Regions from separate parts of the Homo sapiens genome. Here region 2 is linked to region 1. The links are chromatin loops, found by intact Hi-C in ENCODE. Cell type or tissue: PC-3. All regions are shown on one strand. Each heading gives the region's core, and the rest is flanking DNA. Links, peaks and the distances in the headings are about the cores only. Region 1 overlaps ABCC4 (ATP binding cassette subfamily C member 4 (PEL blood group)). Region 2 has its middle 34 kb from the start of LINC00391.

Region 1 (11,221 bases), core at 3,142-8,141:
CTTATGTTAAAATATAATTTGTGTTTTCTTGCAATTCAATTATTCAAGAGGTTTTCCACATGCAACTTAATACGGTATTTTTAAATTCTTTAAAGCTACTTGGGCATTTTCTACAAGGAAAAGGTAAATCATTTCTCCTATTCCTTGTTAATATCACATGTTGGTATCAAAACATACCACCTTTTTTAGATTATGGGACATAATGTAAGTAATAAGATTTGGAATATGGAGAAGATCAACTACACTTCATGATTATCTATCCTACTTCTGAGTTTTTAATAGAACTTGCAATTGAATTAGAGCCTAGAATGAAATTGTATTATACACCTGATTTTTCTTTTCTGTGCAGTTTCCATTCAGTGAGAGAAAAATAAACTATTTTAATCCTTCTTTGTCAATGTATTTTGTAAATACATTATACTTATGTAGAATCCAGATGCTTTATGGAATAAATTAAGTAACATCTTTATAAACTACCTGGCTTGCTTTAGCAACTATTGAAGAAAATGCAGAGATATGCTGTGTTCTCTAAGTGATATTTCTTTATTTCAGGTTTAACTGTAGCTACCGTTCTTTTTGGCATAGCAAGATCTCTATTGGTATTCTACGTCCTTGTTAACTCTTCACAAACTTTGCACAACAAAATGTTTGAGTCAATTCTGAAAGCTCCGGTATTATTCTTTGATAGAAATCCAATAGGTAAGTCTGACACCAAGTTTCTCAGTAAGTATGTCTTGTTAACAACACATTTAGGATCTGATTACATTTCCATCTTTGAAAATGGAAGGGATGCTGGGAAGAAAATCACTATGCATGTTGATTCATTTTCCACAAGAAACTTCACTGATATTTTTCTCCTACCAGAGAAAATCTAAATATGCGGGGGGAGGGGGGGGCATACAATCTTTTATTCCAATTTATATGTGTGTGGAAAAATAAATGAATGTTCACTTTGCAGAATGCTTTAGGAATCCATTTGCTGTGAGGCAAGTGAAGCATCCTGCATTCCCTGTAAACATGTTTAAATGTAGTTGAATAGTTGCTAAACATTGGCTGTGTTTACATAGTGTTAGGTTATGCCATTTTTCAGAGGGATCTTTGTAATCAGGAATGCTCTGACGTGAGACAGGCCGTGCATTTCTTTCTTTCATTGGGAAACCCGTTCATTTCTGGAAACACAGGGTTTTTGTACATACCCTGACTGTGAGGTTTCCCTGAAAGATAATATGTGGTTAATTAAAAGCCAAGATTGATAAAATGTAAACTCCCCTTCAAGAACAGTTTCTAACTCTGTGGTTTTGAAGTAGACTTTTGGTTCTATAATAGAGACTTTGTTGAACCTGCCATATAGATCTTCAGTAGCTTGTTTCCTAGGTATACCCAACTATACCCAGTATTTTCCAAGTGGTTGATGCCTCTGCACTATGCGCTTCTTATCTGTCCTGCTTCTGAGGCTAGCCTTCCTGACCTGGGTTCCTAGGGAGAATTAGTTGTGCCTATAAGTCCCCACCCTGCTCAGTTGAGTGGACTTGTGGGGAGGCCTGAGTGACATTGTGCAAATGATAACTGCCCTCATAGAAGCAGGGAGGTGGCCTGGAGAGAACACAGGCACAGCTTTGGCCTGGCCATTGACTAGCTTTTTGACCAAGGCCAGAGCACATAGGTGCTATTACACAGGCAAGTCTCCAAGCAGATGCTGTAGTTCAAAGTGTGAACTCAAGCTAACTACCTGGGTTCAATCCTGGTGCTGGTTACTAATTGTTATAGCTGATTATAGTTACATTCATATTCATGTCCTAGTTACTTAATTTTTCTGTGTCACAGTTTTCTTATCTGTAAAATAGGGATACTATTCATACCCACCAAATTGAAATCTTATGAGAATTAAGCATGTTAATACATTCCTAGCACATGAAACTGGGTGTAGCAACATGGTCAGTGCCTAACGAATGTTAGTGACAATGAAGCCATGTATCTGTGAACTGAATCACCTTCACTGTGGGGTGGAAATTACTCCTACCCTCTCTGTTTTACATGATTTTTGTGAAGATTAAAGAAGACTGTTCTGGAAAGCATCTTGTGTAGATTTATTTAACAAATACTTTTCAGTCCAAGCACTGTGCAACGTGCAAGGATTTGTAAACTGCAGAGACCACACAAATATCGGTCTGATTTCAGCTGTTATTAGAAAGTCATTGGAGGACCTCTGCGCTATTACAGCTGTAACGTTGCGCCACTTTGCCAGTTAATTTGAAACTACAGTCATAACATTTGGAGCATTAAGTGGGACTGCCTTTCTGTTATCACAGGCCTCGGAATGCTCATGACTACCATTAACCAGCCTCTCCATGTTTGAGACCTGTGGGCTTCTCCTCATGCTGATTTATTTATTATTCAGGGATTTGGGACCCAGTCTAAATCTTGGAGGTGACTAATCTTACAGCAGCACCTGAGTGTTTATCTTGCTTCCTCCTCCTATATCTATTAGCATGACTTTATTCCTTCAACAAAATAGAAGCCCAAATAAGTACCCCAAGAGAGGTCTACTTTGTCCAAAATGTTTAGAGGTCATGAATTATTTACTTTTTTTAGTGGTAGATGTTGAAAAAATGTAAAAATTAAAAGTTTTTTAATGGTAGAATTAAAATTTTCATTTAGATAAAATTTTTGCACTTTTTACAATGGTGAAGGATACACAAAATCTGTGAATTACGCCTCAGAATTCACATTACTGATTGTATGCACTTCAATAGTTATATATATATATATATATATATATATATATATATATATAAAATTTATTTAGAAATAAGGTCTCATTCTGTTGACTAGACTGGAGTGCAGTGATGTGATCACAGCTCACTGTAGCCTTGACCTCCTGGGCTCAAGCGATCCTCCTGCCTCAGCCTTCCAAGTAGTTGGGACCACAGGCCTGTGTCACCATGGCCAGCTAATTTTTAAAATTTATTTTATTCTATTTTGAAGAGATGGGATCTCACTATGTTACCCGGGCTGGTCTCGAACTCCTGTGCTCAAGGGATCTTCCTGCCTCAGTCTCCTCAAGTGCTGGGATTACAGGCATGAGCCACTGGACCCAGCCGGCTTTATAATATAAATAAAAATTCCCCTCTATGATAGTGAGGCAGGCATGCTCGATTTTTCAGTACTCTTAAACATACATGTTAAATATGTATAAGTATCTGGCATGATGTTGTGCCCCCTGAATTGCAGAGTGTTCTTTGAGTGGGGTAGAAAGACTGGGAAGCATGTCTGAATACTTAGTTATTAAAAGCAAGCTCTTAGAAGAGCCCCGGGGGAGTTTCCTATGAGCTCAGCATCCTGATATTCTCCCAGGTTTTAGAAAACTTAGGAAACGGGGAGGACCTCTGCTGGCATGTAGTTTCCAGTAAGCTCACCTTGGGATGGTGACTGGCACAGAAACTCCAGGTGATTCACACCGGGGGTCTGGCTAGACGTCCCTCATATCCCCATCTCCAGTGCCCTTGTGCTGGAATATTCTCAGTGACTCTGGTCTGCAGCATAGAAATGTCTTCTCCATTATTTTATGTCCACTCCCACCCCAGTGTGCCATCCCCCTCATCATGCTTCTGCCCAGATCCTCATCTGTGTGGTTAATGAATGGGCGACCCTTGCTGGTGACTCAGAGAACCAGACCTTCTGGAAGGGTCCCCCTGACTGCCCCACTGTGGTCCCAAGTTCACTTATTTGGATTTAGGGAGAAGGGGAAGGTAAACCTGGAAGGTCTGTGTTTCTTCTCAGCAGCGAAGTTTCTGTTTCTTTTTTTTTTTTTTTTTTGAGACGGAGTCTTGCTCTGTCACCCAGGCTGGAGTGCAGTGGCGTGATCTTGGCTCACTGCAAGCTCTGCCTCCTGGGTTCATGCCATTCTCTTGCCTCAGCCTCCAGAGTAGCTGGGACCACAGGCACCCACCACCACGCCCGGCTAATTTTTTGTACTTTTTTAGTAGAGACGGGTTTCACCGTGTTGGCCAGGATGGTCTCGATCTCCTGACCTCGTGATCTGCCCGCTTCCACCTCCCAAAGTGGTGGGGATTACAGGCGTGAGCCACCGCGCCCGGCCTGAAGTTTCTGTTTCTAGGAAGGCCACGCTTCTCCAACATGCCAGATATTAAGTTCCTCTCCATTTCGAACCCACCTATGGTTGCATGAAATTCATCTTTGTTTATATAATACAATACCTTTTTATCTACTGGCCTTTCGTTAACCTGATAAATCTTAAGCTAGCAGGATAAAATGTGAGCCAAACCAGTGTGCTGCCTTAGAATGACAAGAGCCAGTTCTCTCTCTCTTTCTCTTTTCTTTCTTTTCTTCCTTCCTTTCTTTTCTCCTTCCTTCCTTCCTTCCTTCCTCTTTCTTCCTTTCTTCCTGCTCTGTTGCCCAGTCGAGTGCAGTGGCATGATCTCAGCTCACTGCAAATGTCCACCTCTTGGGTTCAAGCAATTCTCATGTGTCTATCTCCTGAGTAGTTGGTATTACAGGTGTCTGCCACCACATCCGGCTAATTTTTTTTTTTTTTGTATTTTTAGTAGAGACAGGGTTTTACCTCCTATTGGTACTGAGATAGCAGTTTTCCCAAGAAGCCAAGTACTGACGAGCAATGTGGAGCTGGGTCTGAGGGGCAACCATGCTCTGTCTGCTGTTGGGAGCGGGCTGGGCCCCCAGCAAGAATGGACACACATTCATCCAAGGTGACCACCAGTGGACAAATGGTGACTGTTTGTGTGTGTGTGTGTGTGTGTGTGTGTGTGTGTGTGTGTGTGGTAGAGTCTCACTCTGTCGCCCAGGCTGGAGTGCAGTGGCGTGATCTCAGCTCACAGCAACCTCCGGCTCCCAGGTTCAAGTGATTCTCCTGCCTCAGCCTCCCGAGTAGCTGGGATTACAGTGTCCACCATCACACCTGGCTAATTTTTGTATTTTTAGTAGAGATGGGGTTTCATGATGTTGGTCAAGCTGATCTCGAACTCTTGACCTCAGGTGATCCACCCATCTTGGCCTCCTAAAGTGCTGGGATTACAGGCGTGAGCTACCGCGCCCTGCCAAGAGCCGGTTTTCCTTTCTCGTCTTTTTATCCTCCTCTCACCCATTGCTAGTTTTTATTCTTTCCTCTTTTGATGTAGGTTGGTGATGGGATCACGTGTGTCTGTTAAGAAGCCTTACATTTTCAGCTGCCCTCGGACACCTCCTTCATATTTTGATTATGACCTGAGTTGAATAGGGCATTTGCAGATATTTTCTGGTACTGTTCGCTGCATCTACCTCTTCCTAGTCAGTTTTTGTGTGTGTCTTAGCCCTGTTTCCGTTCTGTTCCAATCATAATAAATGGGTAACACAAATCCTAGGTCAAGAGTAAGTCTTCAGAAATTAAGAGATGATTTTTATTTTAAATGTAAATCCTGTTTTCCTGGCATGGGCAGAATTAATTTTGCTTTTGATATCCAGCACAAGAGGGCAGCATGATCTGCAGTATTTCAGTGATATAATGTAAGAGCACCTCATTGCAAAACCTGGTTTTTAATTTAAAGCTTTCTTGGAAATTCTATTTTTATAGCTTGGGTCTTTGTATCTTGATATGTGTTAATATGAAATTTAAAAAGTAATATTGTGGCGTATTATGTTTGAAACATGAAAGTCTTTGTGGAAGATATTTTTCTGATGTTGTCCTGGAATACCTAGCATTTCAAACAGGGTTTTTTTGGATTTCCTAATTACACCTTCTTGACTAGTAACTGGAATAGGCAGACGCTGACATCTTGAGTGGTTGGATGCATTTTAATTCCTGAAGCATACATTATGATTTGCTTGTATGATGTTTCTGTTTTCTTTGTAAGCATGAGTTTGCAGAGAAAGATAGTTACACAGTTAGTTTCTTTAGTTTTCTTCCACGCCAACAGAGTTAGCAGAGACATTTTATTCTTATCAGGTCTCTACAATTTCACTCTTTGTTTTGGAGAAAAGATGAGCGGTTTGTTGTCCTGTTTTCTCATGCCTAATTATGGTGACATAACATTTAGCTAAGTACACTGACTCTAATGGGTGCCAGATAAATGTTTACTTGCTTTCAATTTGTTAATTTGGCTTTAAGAACCCAAGAGCTGGTGTTGGTAGAAGTGTTTGTTTACTCTCTCAGGGAAGTAAAAGTTAATATTGGGTTACAGCCAGTGTGTTTTACACAACTGGTTTTTCTCCAGTGTGTGCGTGGGGAGTATGTGTGTGTATGTATATTTATGTTCATCGATGCCTTCAACAGTGTAACAAAAAAACCAGATTCATATCATTCTTTTTTCTTTATAGATTAAGGTAAATGAGAGCTAAAACACTAGATAAAAGAAAAAAGAAACATATTGACTTCTTCCCATGTTTCTTTTTTTTAATCCAGTGGAAGATGCTTGTGGTCACTGAGGTATGGAATGCGAATGCTAGTACTAGATTTTAAGATAGACATATTCTCCTATGTTCCCTAATCAAAAATCGAGGGTTGCCCCAGTGATTAAGATTCTCAGCTTTTAGCCAGGCGTGGTTGTAGTCCCAGCAGCTCGGGAGGCTGAGTCAGGAGGATTACTTGAGTCTGGGAGGTCAAGACTGCAGTGAGCTGTGATTGCATCACTGCACTCCAACCTGTCTCCAAAAAAAAAAAAAGAATGATTCCTTCCCAGCTTGACTGAATGGGAAGTTAGGATGTGCATCCTACAGGAATTGAGGGGAGGAGGGTGGTAGTGGTTTGAACTATTGTTCTGTTTCTGAAACCTGGAAAGGGACTCTGGAATCCACTACAAGTTGCTAAATAATTTGTGGAGAACTGAAAGCAACCTCCATGATGAGCTTTTTATATGATCAGAAAGACTGTCTTGCGATACTCTATAAAATCTGATGTCCATATCCCACTTCCTTGCCAGAAAAAAAGAGTCATCAATAAAGAAGAAACATAATTGTAGGGATACCTATTTATCTGTTTATTCAGTTCAAATGACCACTGGAGTTGGTGCTAAATGTGCATTTTTAACAAGTATAATATTTCAGCACTGTCAAAATTACCTCTACAATAATAGGCTTGTTAAATTATAGCTCTATAAGCTAGGGGGTAAGATGGCTCTGCCCAGCACACATTAATCTATGCCTGTTCACACAAGTGATTCTGCTGAGCAGGTAGCATGTTTAAACAAGAAATACTGGTCCTAAAACCTCTGATTTATGGTAGGTGTTGTTTTGACACAGCACCATTCAGACAATTTACAAGGCAAAGCTTCGTGCTAAAATATTTCCTCAGTGTCATCATTCGTCACCAGTATAAATATTCAGTAGTGATGCTGGAAAATTGGTAATATGCCCATTGATGCCAAATCACTCGCTATGTTTCCTTTCAAGTGAGATCTGTTGTGGATATGGTTAAAAGAAACTATGATTTTTCTTCCTTGAGAGCAGATGAGCTGTAAGAAATTGAGAATAACAACCGTCCTGACAGCTTTCATGTACTCAATCTTGCCTATATTGCTTTTAATTCTGGCTTAAGTCCTGCGGGCTTTCCCTCCCACCCCCTTGCCTGATGCGTATTGTAAAGAACACATTTATATGTACATTAGTTAGTTTAAGAGGCTTTTTGTGTTCAAAGGAAGAAGTTAGTCATCACCAGAAAAGCTTTGTTGCAAAACAAAAACACACATTTCCCCTTTCATTTTTTCTTGTTAATAATAACAAATGCAAGTGACTATAAAGGGAATAACACAAAAGATTGCATCAATCATAATGATTCTCAATAGCCACATAAATATTGTTTTTTCAGCTTTGAATGAAACAGCTAAGAGTTTGAAGTAGGTGTGGTAATTAAATCCTGTCGGGTTATCACAAATTAAAAATAATGTTTTTTTCACATAACAATGGTTATATGTACTTAAACTCTTATCAGGGGTGATACGAAGTCATATTTTATGGGAGTTGCTCCTTTACTGCTAATAGTATCATAAAAGCCTTTGTTAGGAGTTTAAATAGTTACGTAGTTACATATATTTGATTGCTATTGTTATTTTGTCAGTAATCTGTATGTAAGCGATTACTGTAGCACTTGTCTACAGCTGGTAAATATTGCATCATTTTGGCATAATTTTTAATCTACTAGAATGTTCTGATTCATGGTTTTTCTCCATAATAAATCATACATGGAGATACTGACAACTTAGTAACAGAGAAAGCACTGTGTTTGTCCAATAAAATGTTAAAAAGATAAAAAACTAGGGAAGAATGTGCTTTGTTCAAAGTGATAATCATGTAATATTTCAGGAAATTATAAGATGACATTTTACTTAACTGTGTTAAATTGTTTTCCTATAGTGTATATAATGTGATACCTGCATGTATTTGTATATGCCTGTATCTCTCTCTCTCTGTCTCTCTCGATATATGTAAGTTCTCCACTTCAGTCTAATGTCCGTGGCTATGGTTTTAACGCCCCCCCATTAACTGATTTGATATGTGTTGTCTTTATCTTTATCTTCGGCTAACTTGGAACTAGCTAACTTGGAACTCAGGGCTTTGTAGCATATCCCAATATCTGCTGTTAATGTGTGCTTAGTAATTTGGCATTAGCCTATGGGATGTGTGACTGATAATAGTAATTCAAGTATTGTCATTTAAAACTGTCCCCCACTGTTAGATCAACATTATAGTTCTCTGTGACCTTATTGTCAGAAAAGAATCAAAGTATCTTCATGACTTAGTTCTTAGCTGTTGGATAACCATTTCAAGGGAAAATAGAACACTGTTTCTGGAATAACCTAATGATATTCCATTAGCCACTTGCAGTGGCCGATTTCAACATGAATAAATATTGATAAGTATATTACTGAGAGCCTAATATGTATAAAGCATAGTTTTTGGACACTAAGTGGAAGTTGTTGGGATTTGCTAGCTTGAAACGCTGTTCTGTTTTACTGTAAGGCCAACTGCTTCCCCTCAAAGATTTGACTTTGAAGTTCTCATATGAGAACTCTGGTTTTCATTTATAATTGGAGTTTTAATTTGAGAGTTTTCCATTTATAACTGGAGTTTAATTTGAGTTTTATATGAGAACTGATTTTCACTTATAATTGGAGTTTTCTTATTCCATTATTTTATTCCTTCCCCCTTTATTATAAACATGATTATTTATATTGCCATGAAGACAGTGGAAAAAAAATCAGAATATTTACAACGCTGAGGTTGTGACATTTTGTTTTCCATGAAGTTTAAAACATTTTTGCTTTTATCAAGTTTTTGATAGTGTTTATGAAAATGATAGTTACATTCTAATTTAGGTAATTACGTATTTACCACCCTTGTCTTATGTTAGCCTTGTTTCCCCCTTGTCTTCCTTGCCTTGTTTTCCCCTTGTCTTCTTGGAGCTTATCTGTTGTTTCCTTGCTAAATCCCCTGAGCCCAGGATTGGATACACTGTATCTGATTAGTAAATATTTGTTGGCTGGACAGAACAAGAAATAGTTCCAAGAGTGCATTTGCATCTCTTTAAGCAACACCCATAAAGAACAATGGGACTTTACAGTGTTGAAATAAAATTAGAGTGTTTTTTGTCTTACAGCTGGTACTTATATTAAATTTAACTCTTGCTTCCAATTTTCTTTTTCAAAAGTACAGTTTGTAATAGATTACTTTGGTGGACTTTGTTTCTGATACGTGATGGCCTGAAGAGAAAAACCGTACATTGGTTCTTTGGAAGCTGTGATTCATGGAACTAGACCAAGTTCTCCTGTTGTTTACCAGTCAAAGAAATGAAACTGTCAAACACCTAATAACTTTTTTGGGGGTTTAGTTGTGTGTTGAAGGTGACTTTTAACACTCTGTGGGTTAAGCGTCTGGTACTGTATAGTTTTGTTTCATAAACTTCATGCCCTTAAGAAGTAAAGAGAGGAATTAATCCATTTAAAATCATCAGTAGACATTGAAAATCTGTTCTTGCACAGGGAGTTGAGGTGTTGAGATGCCCCAATTCTGCTAGGATCATAGTTTGTGGTAACTAAGTCGGTCACATTACTTCTCTTAGCCTCAGGGTTCTAACAGGTAAAAAGTGGCTTTTTCATTCATCAAGCATTTCTTGGTCTTCTACTCATCGTCAGTTGTGGTCCCAAACATTGAAACAAAAGTACCTGTTTTCAAGGGACTTGCAAACTTAAATAGTTGCCGACAGTGGATGATGATGATGATGATTTCTTCTCCTTCTTCTCCTTCTCCTCCTTCTTCTCCTTCTTCTCCTTCTCCTTCTCCTCCTCCTTCTTCTCCTTCTCCTCCTCCTTCTTCTCCTTCTCCTCCTCCTCCTCCTTCCTTCTTCATTCTTCTTCCTTCTTCCTTCTTTCCTCTTTGTTCTTCTTCTTCTTTTTTTTTTTTTTTCTTGAGACAGAGTCTTGGTCTGTTGCCTAGGCTGGAGTGCAGTGGTGTGATCTCAGCTCATTGCAACCTCCGCCCTCTGGGCTCAAGCAATTCTCTTGCCTCAGCCTACCGAGTAGCTGGGACTACAGGCATATGCCACCACACTTGGCTGATTTTGTATTTTTAGTAGAGACAGAGTTTCACCATGTTGGCCAGACTGGTATTGAACTCCTGACCTCAAGTGATCTGCCTTCAGCCTCCCAAAGTGCTGGGACAGGTGTGAGCCACCACACTAGACCAACAATGGATTACTTCTAAAAACCATCCTGTGTCAGAATCTATGATCTCATATCAAAAAGATGCATATTAAAATTAATGCAGCTGCCAAATGGAAGTCTAGATACTTTTCTAGATACAACACACATGAGCATAGCTCCATCAGATATGTCTTCTTCATAATTCATTGGCCTTGATTTTATAAAATTTCCAAAAATGGTTCTTTTGGCACTTCAAAACCAATTGTGTTCAAAAGAAATCATACCAGTGGGAGTAGCAGAGGTGTTCAGGAAACAAAATAAATGATTCTTTATTTCAGATCATAATCTCTAAGCTTCAAGTGGACTCACAACAATTTCTAGCTAGACTCTTGACTGGGCCTAGATGCTTTTCTGAGCCACTGGGGGAGGTCTAAGTGCTACAGCTCAGCTTAGGAAAGTGTGTTGGAGAAAGGGGAGGGACTTCCAGTGTTGCCCTTTACAAGTACCTGTACACGCTTTGGGCTTTTAGAAGTATTGATAGGAGAAAGAACATAAGTAATGATATTTTCCCTGTA
Region 2 (11,221 bases), core at 2,561-7,560, 480 kb after region 1:
TCCTAGTACATCAGAAAATTTGAGTTCAACTTGGTTAAAACTTGAGAGAGAGAGAGAGACAGAGTGTGTGTGTGTGTGTGTGTGTGTGTGTGTGTGTGTGTGTTCCTCCTTATTTTTGAGCCTTGGAGCTTCCAGCAGTTATTTATGATAAGGGCTTCCCAAAATCAAGTGTTGAGGACATCACTGGGGGAGATCAGGGACAGCGTTTTAGTTGAGTGGCAGATTCATGAACCGAGCACAATGTGGAAATGTATTAATCGTAATCAAAAGACATAGGATGGCAGGGTAGGGAGGGCCCTTAAGAGTTATGTAATCTCATCACTCTGTATTCAAAAAAAGGCTCTCCTGATAACCTATTATATTATGAAGGGTGGAGGAGGAAGGAGCTCCTCCCCATCTTGATCCAGTCTGGCTGGGTTGTTTGGTGAACTTGTTGATGACTCAACTACAAGTTCTGATCACAAATAAAGTAGGATTTCTAGTAGGATTCTTTGTTAATTGTTTCAGTTTAATGCATAGGATTGAAAATTTGAACGTTTGCTCAATCCACATGCTTCTTGAGTAAGGACGGGCTGGGCGTGAGAAGACAGGCAGGTTCTTCTGGTGTGCTCAGGAGATGTCAGTATTTTCCAGGTTTCCAGGGGGGTCTTGGGGAGTTGAGCTCCAGCTTCAGTTAGAAGCTCTCTTCTATAGGAAGGAAGCTCACATGACCTCCCGCCAATCCAACTAGAAATGGCTCAAAGTGCTGACAAAGTCTCCTGGAGCAGCCAGTGGAGCTTAACTCTGGAAGACAGTTACAAGCTCTGCTGATGAAATCAATTACAATGAACAGAATTTTAAGACACTTGTGGCCAGATGATAATCAGACATGGTGGTTACAATTTCCATGGCAGATGTAGATCCTGCTCTTGAAACTCCCACATTGAAAGGACTGTGGAGCTCCTAACTTCATAGATGACCTCCACATTTAAAACACCATGGAGTTCCAAATACCCACTTGTAAGTCTCATGTAAGTACAAGCATTACTGAAAGGCGTATGTGAATTAAGAGGAATAATCTTTCTTCTGGGTTTGGAGGCAAACCATTTACCAGCATTTGGTTTTCAGGTTTCAAAAAAAAGTTTTTCCCTTGATGTTCAGATACTAGCTCATTTCACCGATCTGTCTGGTTTCTTGAATTTCATAGCAGAATTCAAACAATGTCCACTAAGTCTGAGTCATGTAGGGAGGTTTTTGGCAGCTAAATCTGTACACCCAAGGGTGCTTTCTGTTTTATTAATTAATTAATTATTATTTAAGTCCAAAGCTGTTTTATTTTCACTGGGTCACATTTTGATCCATAACATTCCACTTTTTGAAGGGAAGTGCCAGTTCGCATTTAGTCTGGTGGGATTCCAAGTGGCCATGAGCCACTGATTATTCAGCAGACACTAAAGACGTGTGAGCCTCTTCTTGCTGATTCCTTCCGCTAGAAGAATGCACTTTCCTGATAAATGAAATCTGGAAACCTCTCTTCTCTTTAATTTGCGTGAGGGAATTAGGCAGAGGGCCTACAAGGATTAGGAGGGCTCTTGTACCATTCATCTGGAGTCGCACAGCAGTCACAGAGCTCTGTGGAGATGGCGCCATCTCCACCATATTCAACATGGAAATGACTCTGTAATCGAACTCCATTAGACACTAAGGCTGAGCCTCCCTCAAGTAAGAAATTTAAATATTTGGGAATATTATCTGGGAAATTTGGCTTTAAAAAACATTCACCTGATATATTTGGGTGATTCATTAAAAAATCATTCTCCAGAAGTTAAAAATATTCAAAGAATGACCTGGATTCTTCCTTCCTGTTGATATGTAAGGACATATTCTAAAATACACACATTGTATTCTAATTGCTTAGCCACTGAATTTCAATTCTTTCTCTGGAAAGAGGTCAGATTGACTTAGAGAAGAGAGAGGTCTAGGTCTCGTGCCTGGCCATTCTCCAAAGCCTTGGTCTTGCATCTCTACCCACCTGCTGGATATTTGAACTTGGATGTCTAGTAGTCATCCCAAAGCCCAGCTAGCTCTCAGCTCCAATCTCCCCTTTTCCCCCTAACTGGCCTTCTCCTGATTCCCCTCACTGCCTGTCGCACCAACTCTCTCTGCTGCCTTCTTTTCTTTTGTCCTGCATAGCCATGAGTCCCCAGGGCTTGCTGGGCATTCCTTTGCACTATCTCTCACACCCCACCCTTCCTTTCTATTCCCATTGCCTCCAGACCCCTGCTGCTTCAAGCCTGGATGATTATAATAGCATCCTAACTAATCGCTTACTTGTTTCTCCCCCTCCAATTCACTGCTGCCACAGTAATCTCCCTAAAACACCATTTAATCATGCCAAACCCTTAATTAAAAATCTTCATTATCTCTTCATTACCACCAGGATAAAGTCCAAGCGCCTTAGTTTCCTTCCACTATCTGGCCTCAATCCACATTTCCAGCTTACTGCCCACTATTTCCCCACAGTTTTTGTAGACTCCACGAAAACCAGTCTAACCACACCATTCACCCACGTGGAATGGTTTCTCCAGGTCTACTGAGATTTGTGTGTATTCCTTGAGGCCCACGTGAAGTCCTTCCGCCTTTTGTGAGGCTTTTTCTCTGGGCAACTGTGTCCTCCTTAGAGCTCCCAGAATACTCAGTGTTCTTTACCACGGTCTGTCATTATTTAGTTTTTGAAGTACTTGTGTTTTCTGCCTACTAAACTGTGTCTTGAGATCAGATACATCTTTATATCTCCCTCTCATTATAATCACCACTACCACACCCTGACAACCATCCCAATAAATTACAATTATGATGTGATCTGGTTATATGATGTTTGGGGTTTGATAGCCAAAGAAAATAACTGTTGTAATATGTCCATTGTGATTCTTTTTATTTGGGACAACTGATATGGGCAATTGGAATGCTATATTATGAAGGGAATTATTTGGTGAATGCATACTCAGTTGAATTTAGCCAATCCCAAAGAAATATAGTTAAAGAAGAAGTGCTGGGGAAAATCATTTGTAGGGAAAGATTGCAATACTCTACACTCCTAAGGACTATGGAATACAATGGAGAAAACCCTTGTGCACAGCTGTAGAATAGTAGAGAGGTTAAAGGGAAAGTGGACACAATTGTGTTACTAAGTTACCATTTCCTTTTAAATTCAGAAATGTGTACCTCTGCCCTCTTTGCATTTATGTTAGACCCACATTGGAGTAAGGCACACAACACCAGGATGGAGAAGCATCAGACGGCTGTCATGATTCTCTTTTGTCTTTTGGTTCTGATTAGATATAGGTACCTCAAACTGAGGAGGACTTAATGGATAAAGAACAAAACCAAACCAGCAAGTGTCTTCCCTTCTCTGTGCTAGCCAAGAGTGCATTTCACTTCAAGGGCCTTGGACCTTATAGTGCACTTCAACTCACTGTATCCCTGCATCTCTAAGATCCTGCAGGAGTTAAGTGCTCTCCTGGTTCCCATGGCATCCTGAGATCAGGCACCCATAATCTCATGTGCTCTGATCATGGGAGTAAGAATCTTCCTTAGGGTCATTTGTGTACAGAATGCCTCCTTTCTCCACTTTCCTCCCACTTGCTGGGGAAGAGCTGTCAGGAAACAGACTTCATAAGAAAGCAACATCCAGTGGTTGGAGATGCTGGATTTTTTTTCATTTTCCTTTCCTTTTTTTTCATTTTTGTTTTTGGTCTTAAAACACATTTTCCCCCACCGGGAAACAGGAATCTGGGCCACGTGTGCATTGGCATTGTCTCTGGAAGCCAGAGGTACAAACAATCACATCTACAGTTACCACACCCCTGGGCACCAGCTAGAGGTCTTCTCATGTTGTCAATGTCCCTACTGCACAGCTGTCATCTGAGGAGTCCCCAAGAACTAGCTGATGCTCTCCAACCTGCTTATATCATCTTTCCCAAAGGGTCCTCTGCAACAGGCTTTTCTTTGTTTCTCCCAGTAAAACATTAAAACAGTATTTCAGTCAATGAGATCTGAGGTCACACTATGTGTGCAAGACACCCAGAAGACATCATTTTTAAAAACTCAGATTCATTTGGAGCCAGTGAACTCACATTCACATGACTTGAGGTTGTCTTCAGGTTAAGGTGACATATAAACACTTATGAATTACAAATTATTAATATAGTATGTTACTGAAGGAAGTAATCTGAGTTCAAAGTTGCCCTAAAAGTGTTAAAGTTGAGGAAAATATTGATGCAGATGAAAGAAAATAGAGAAACATGGTATATAAAAACACATGGAGCTGAGTTGGAGTAATTTCTTCAATAAGGATGGGAGTTTAAGAGAATTCTGAATGGAAGTTCCTTTTCCCATCAGGCTTGAAACACAAATTTAGTCTAATGCATCGTTGCATCCATGTCAAACAGCTTAGTGCCAGGCATAGAGTAGGTGTGCAATAAATGTCTCACCTACAATTGGTGCATGAAAAATTAAGTGTTGCAAGATCAAATATATCAAATAAAAATTAGCATATTTCTAACCTTCCTCTATTTTGGTTTAAAATTTTTTATCTTCTTGACTTTTTGACAGGGCTGAGCGGCCAAATGTAAAGGCAGGCCTGTGTTGATTATTATTTATTGCACACCTGTAATGGTCTACTTGGCACATGAGGGTTGTGAGAATCAGATGAGAGGCCATGTTATTGCCTAAGAAAGATAATACAACCAAAGCATGTTTAAAAGCTTTTTGCTATTGGATGGACACTAAGGTCTTCAGAGAAAAGATAAGGGCATCTTCTAAATCACTCATGTGCTATAGATAACGTCTTTATTTAAAAAGTTCAATTTTCCCAAGGTTTTTCCCTCCAGGTCAAAATAACAGTTGCCCTTTCTTGCCTGGATACCTTGCATAACGTACCTTCCAGACTAAAGAGGTAACTGTAATAATTTCCCTCCCCTTGGAAGGGCATATATAGCACAGACCAGAAATATGACTGGAACAACCATTCTTTAGAGAGGAGAAAATATGGAGGCCTTGCTCTCTGTGTGATGCTGGAGGTCTCCACAGTAGCAGCGTGCTAATTGGTGAACTGTGCACCTGCAGATAGCGGGGCAACTCTCTTTGTGACCTCTAGGCACAGGAGCGCCACCTAGTGAGGAAATCCCACTTCAAAACTTTCCAAGCAAAACCACCCCTACTTTATTCATTTCACTTTTCCTTGAAAAATAATTCTTTTAAGCTCACACAAACATGCTTATAATTTTAAATATTTTAATAAAGAATCCTAACTTCAGAGTAAAAATACTAGAGCTAGTCAAATACATTGTGAATCAGGAAATTCACTTTGTATTACTAACAATTTCTTTCAAATTTCTTTTCACCCATGTGTATTTTCAAAAATGCTGATAGGGTATTTTGAAATATAAAGAAAACCTTCAAAACTCTGGAAGAAAATAAAAGAGGCATGGAAGAGGGGTTGGGAATAGAGTGGAGAGAAACAGAAACAAGACTTCATTATATGTCATATATTGCTTGTTTATTTTTGAACTGTGTGAATGTACTGCTAATAAAAAAATTAAGTTAAAACAGAGAAGACAGCACGTATTCATGTTGCAAGTAGTCATTCCATTTCAGCAAAAACAATATCACCAGTCACATTAAATTTATTTGACAGTTTGCAAAGAAAATGCATCCTTCCCATGAGATTCAAGAATTATCTCCAATTACTTATCTGCTAAATGTAGATGGGTACATATAAAAAGTTGATCTCTCTCTCTCTCTCTCATCCCTCTCTCTCTCCTTTCTCTCTCTCTCTCTCTCACACACACACACACACACACACACACTTCCTCTGAGTTTCTTACATCTGACACAAGCAGATATCTCAGCTATTGATTTTTTTAAAAAAATACTTAAGTCAATGGTACTCAACTTCCTTGGACAAGCTCTGTCAAGTGTTTTACCTAATTTTACCCTTGGACATACTAACTAAAAAAAAAACAATGGATGTTAAAAGTTACAAAGCGAAGTTCAAAGGACATGTCTTTCAGGTTGCCCACAACTGCTGAAGGCAGGCTCCCATTTATCTTCTGCTACTTAGAACTTGTGCAAAATGTGGCTTATTGTCATGACAAAGACACAAACTCAGAAACTGTCAGGCCAGGCCTTGTCAGCGTTCCTGAGATGCCAGGCCACCCGTCAGTGTGTCTGGGAGGGGCAGACCACAGTCATGCCTTCCAGCACACCTCACAAGGTTTGATAATTTGCTTTGAGGTTATTTTATAAAAAGCCAAACTGTCTACTTAAAAAATGTGAAGATGAACGTGTTGTTTTGAAGATTTTTTTTTGCCTCTATTTGCGGTTGAATTTTTTCTGTCCAGAGATCATTTTACGATTAGCTAAAAGACCCTAAAGGCTCCAAAATTGTTTTTATAAAATGGGAAGAAAGCAATATTCAAGAAATTAGGCAACTTTTGCTAAGTAAGCAAATGCACTTTTTTTCGAGTTTGTTTTGGAATTTTGAATCAGATTGCCAGTGAATAAAAGCCATACTATCACTGCATTTTACTGTGATTTGCTTTTGGTATGAATATTTGGAAAAATATTGCCTTTGTGCCACATTTAAAGCATTATAATGGAAAATAAAAGAACAGGTTTGGGATTTTGCATATAAACTGCAGATTGTGGCCTGAACATAATCTAATCTTAACAGTATATGTTGCTGTACCTACTGCCAAGTGTAAGTACCATCTTCTGTTACATATATATAAATAAAAACTATAGGCCAGGCGCGATGGCTCATGCCTGTAATCCCAGCACTTTGAGAGGCCGGGGCAGGTGGATCATGAGGTCAGGAGATCGAGACCATCCTGGCTAACACGGTGAAACCCCGTCTCTACTAAAAAATACAAAAAATTAGCCGGGCCTGGTGGTGGGTGCCTGAAGTCCCAGCTACTCAGGAGGCTGAGGCAGGAGAATGGCGTGAACCCGGGAGGCGGAGCTTGCAGTGAGCCGAGATCGAGCCACTGCACTCCAGCCTGGGCGACAGAGCGAGACTCTGTCTCAAAAAAAAAAAAAAAAAAAAAACTATAGAGAATAGTAAAAAATAACTTCAGCAATTATTATATGACATGTTTCAACAATTTTTCTTTACTAATATTCCCTTAAAGTATTAGATTAAATACAGGCTGATAGCTAAAAACAAGAGAATTGAAGTAAAGGTGTGTTGAGACTTTTTAGATACATACATTTCTACCTCTCACTGTATAAGCTTGTGGTTTTAATTAAATGCTATAAAATAGAGTAGAATCAATGACAAGGCCATTATTCCGTAAAAATGGACTAGATTTGAGAGTGTTATTTATCTGACAATTGGTTTTGACATTATAAAAAAAGGGGAAAGTATGTACTATTACAACTGTTTAATAATATCTGGATTATAACTCTAGTCACATAGTTGCAAAGCTAAAAAGAGGTGAAACTGAACCATTCTCTAGTAAACTCATGCCAATATCCCATCTAAACTGTTGTACAATCATCCTCTTTATTTCATATCTGACTGTTCTGAAATTGTTCTTAGAGCAACGACTGTGATCCAACATTTAGTAATGGATCACTTAAGTAGAACATGTCCCTGCCCCACAAATCAGTCAGAATTTGATACTGGATTCTCAACTAGAAACTACTCATATTGCTAGAGCTATAAGCAATATGAAAAAAATCTTCGTTTTTGTATATACATGATTCTCAAGTTATTATTTTCTCTAAAAGTATTATCCATTTTGGTTGCTTAGTTCTTTATAGCTGAGAAAGAGTCTAGCATTCTTTTGGGGCTTTTTGAGACACTGTTGCCCAGGCTGGAGAGCAGTGGTACAACCTCAGTACAACCTGCAGCCTCAACTTCCTGGGTTCAAGCAATCCTCCCACCTCAGCCTCCCAAGTAGCTGGAACTACAGGTGTGCAACAGCATATCCAGCTAATTTTTAATTTTTTATAGAGATGAGATCTCCCTATGTTGCCTCAACTGGTGCTGAACTCCTGAGCTCAAGCGATTTCCCCTCCTTGGCCTCCCAAAGTGCTGGGATTACAGGCATGAGCCACGGCACCCTGCCTAGCATTCTTTATAAAATATTACAACTATTTCTTTTCAGAAAATTGCTGCATGTTATGATAAGACATTTTGTCATGAACTAGGTGGATTTATATGGGAGAAATTATTTGTAGCTCACTCTTCAATTAATAAATAGAAATGCTGGTTGTTTCAACTGGACCATTTTTAAAAGTGAATTGGAGCTAATTATTAAACTTTCTATTCAGAATTCTACCTAGAACTAAACAGCAGATATATTAGCAAAATCATTTAAATTAGACAAAACTATGATTAATATATAATTCTTACAAACACATGATTACATACTGCATGACCTAAAGCACTACAACACTACTCTCAACATATTCTGTGAAAATTTCACTAACTTCCTAAGGAATTCCATTTTTCTTTGTAAATCTGTTTAAATCACTAGCTATCCCAGCAAGTACCTTAGCTGGAAAGTTAAACATGGAATTTTTCTCAGTAAGACTTTCCTTTCTTCATTCATTCATTCCTCCACAAATAATGGATGAGTTGTACATCAATGAACAAATATACATTGAGTACGTAATCAGTGCCAAAATGAAAATATACTTATAAATTGATGTGAGTGAGATGCAGGAAAAGAATAGGGTGCGCTGAAGAATAATAGAATTACCTACTTTAGATGGGGTCTTCAGAGAGACCTCTTTGAGGAAGCAACATGTAAGTCACCTGAAGAATGAACCTGCAGCAGCCAGGTGATGAGTGAGGCGGGGTAGATAAACAATGATTTTTTTTGGTATAAATTTGCAATATTTGGGGCATATTTCCACTAAAAAAAAATATTTGGTGGCCAGGCACAGTAGGCTCATGCCTGTAATCCCAGCACTTTGGGAGGCCAAGGTGGGTGGATCACCTGAGGTCAGGAGTTTGAGACCAGCCTGGCCAACATAGCGAAAACCCATCTCTACTATACAGAAAGTAGCTGGGTGTGGTGGCGCATGCCTGTAATCCCAGCTACTCAGGAGGCTGAGGCATGAGAATTGCTTGAACCCGGGAGGTGGAGGTTGCAGTGAGCCGAGATGGAGTCACTGCACTCCTGCCTGGGTAACAGAGGAAGAGAAAGAAAGAAAAGAAAGGAAAGAAGAAAGGAAGGAAAGAAGGAAGGAAGGAAGAAAGGAAGGGAGAAAGAGAAAGAGAGAGAGAAGGAAGGAAAGGAGAAAGAGAGACAGAGAGAAGGAAGGAAGGAAGGAAATAAATAAATAGTTATTTAACTGGGCATCTTGTATTTTATCTGGCAATCCCAGGTGGGCACCTGAGGTCAAATCAACTGGGAAGGTCCTGGATTGGGCCAGAGCCTCACCACTTTGGAGGGGGTGAGTTGTCTGGCATGAAGTGATGGAAGAAGGGTATAGGTGAGTTGAGGTAGGAGGGCCAGGAGCCCAAGATTACTGCGTGGCTTGTTGAGATGATTCTTTCATGCCACGGATTTTGCCTAAAGCAAAGTTTTGCAGCACATTAGTCAGAGGCTAATTTCAATTTAATATAACTTTTCAATTAATATAAAAACCTGAGAAACATTCTCGACAAATGCACAAACTGTAAACTCCAGCAAGATTTGCTAATTTTCTTGAAAGATAAGTTTAAATAAGGCCTTAGTGGATAAATTATGTGTAGGTTCAATCTCTGCTTTCCACTTGGCTATTTTATCCAGAATTGGCCCAGTCTGTCACTGTACATGTAGAGGTACTGACAAATGCTGCTGTGGACTGAATATATGTGTTCCCCCAAATTCACAGGTTGAAGCCTAAATCCCCATTGTGATGGTATTTGGAGGCAGGGCCTTTAGGAAGTGATTAGGTCATGGGATTGGAGACTACATAAATGGGATTTGTGCCTTTATATAAAGAGACCTGAGGGAGACGATCTCTCTCCCGGCCATGTGAGGATACCATGAGAAGACAGCCATCTGTGAACCAGGAAGGATGTCTTTCCAGACCCGGGATCACCAGACCCCTTGATCTTAGACTCTCCAGTCCCCAGAACTATGAAAAATAAATTTCTTTTTGCTTTTTAAAACAGAGTCTCGCTTTGTCGCCCAGGCTGGAGTGCAGTGGCATGATCTCGGCTCACTGCAACCTCTGCCTCCTGGGTTCAAGCGATTCTCCTGCCTCAGCCTCCCAAGTAGCTGGGATTAGAGGCACCTGCTACAACGCCCGGCTAATTTTTTGTATTTTTAGTAGAGACAGGATTTCACCACGTTGGCCACGCTGGTCTCGAACTCCTGGTCTCCAGCGATCCACCCGCCTCAGCCTCCCAAAGTGCTGGGATCACAGGCATGAGCCATCGTACCCAGGCAAAAAATAAATTTCTGTTGTTTAGGGCACCTTGTCTAAGATATTCTGTTATAGCAGCTTGAATGGACTGAGACAGATGATGTCTGGAGAACCAGAAGGTACTGGCAGGCTGAGTTGCCCTACGGAGGCATTTGACTCAACTCTGGCCTATTACAGGGCTGTTCACTTCAGCCCCTTGGGTAGTCTCACATAAACCTCTCTGAGTAGCACATATGATTTAGCCTTTTCAGATATTTGAGTCAAGAAAACATACTAGTCTCTGTTTTGTAATATTTTATTTAGTGTTAGAAATCATATTATACAATCACCTCCCCCCGCCCAGTGGTTATCCCCACAGAAAGTATACATGTCACAAGTTTGTTCATAACATTTAACTGGTAGCTTTTTGTTAATATACTGTTAAATATTATCACAACGTTTTTCATTCCAACCACAAAACAATCTAGAAAATATTATAATTCAGCTATCTGGGGAAACTAGGAAGCCAAAGGTTTAGAAAATAACAACAAAAAACACCATCAAAAATACACAAAGTGACTCACAAAGGAATATCTGCATTCCATATGCTTTGGGGGAAGTGTGTCCGTTTCCCAGAGCAGCTATAACAGAGGACCACCAACTAGGTGGCTCGAACAACAGAAATTTGTTGTCTCACAATTCTGGAAGCCAGAAGTCTGAAATCAAGGTGTCAGCAGGTTGATCCCCTCTGAGGGCTGCAGGGAGAATTTCTCCCAGGCTTCTCTCCTGCTTCTGGTGGTTTGCTGGCAATGCCTGGTGTTCCATGGCTGCA

What was found. A loop is a pair of places that touch in the nucleus more often than their neighbours do. Peaks named below come from ENCODE experiments on the same cell type or tissue, not always from the same donor. Only the 100,000 strongest peaks of a DNase experiment are listed, where the experiment ranks them.
Region 2: it touches region 1 in a loop (17-fold over the local background); 29 of 110 quality-filtered maps call a loop at or near these places.

What each region holds. Positions count from the first base shown.
Region 1 is chr13:95,150,667-95,161,887 of GRCh38, reverse strand. ABCC4 (ATP binding cassette subfamily C member 4 (PEL blood group)) reads left to right here. Exons shown (of 31, transcript NM_005845.5): 19 at 553-699. Among named protein-coding and RNA genes, the nearest start is that of SNORD13G, 54 kb to the left of the region's middle. In PC-3, for the core only: a CTCF peak has its summit at 5,487 (motif pointing right); a DNase peak (open chromatin) is centred at 7,267; H3K4me3 peaks cover 1,248 bases; H3K27ac peaks cover 3,074 bases.
Region 2 is chr13:94,668,993-94,680,213 of GRCh38, reverse strand. No RefSeq gene overlaps it. Among named protein-coding and RNA genes, the nearest start is that of LINC00391, 34 kb to the left of the region's middle. In PC-3, for the core only: CTCF peaks have their summits at 4,949 and 5,150 (motif pointing left); no DNase peak of the experiment used is centred there.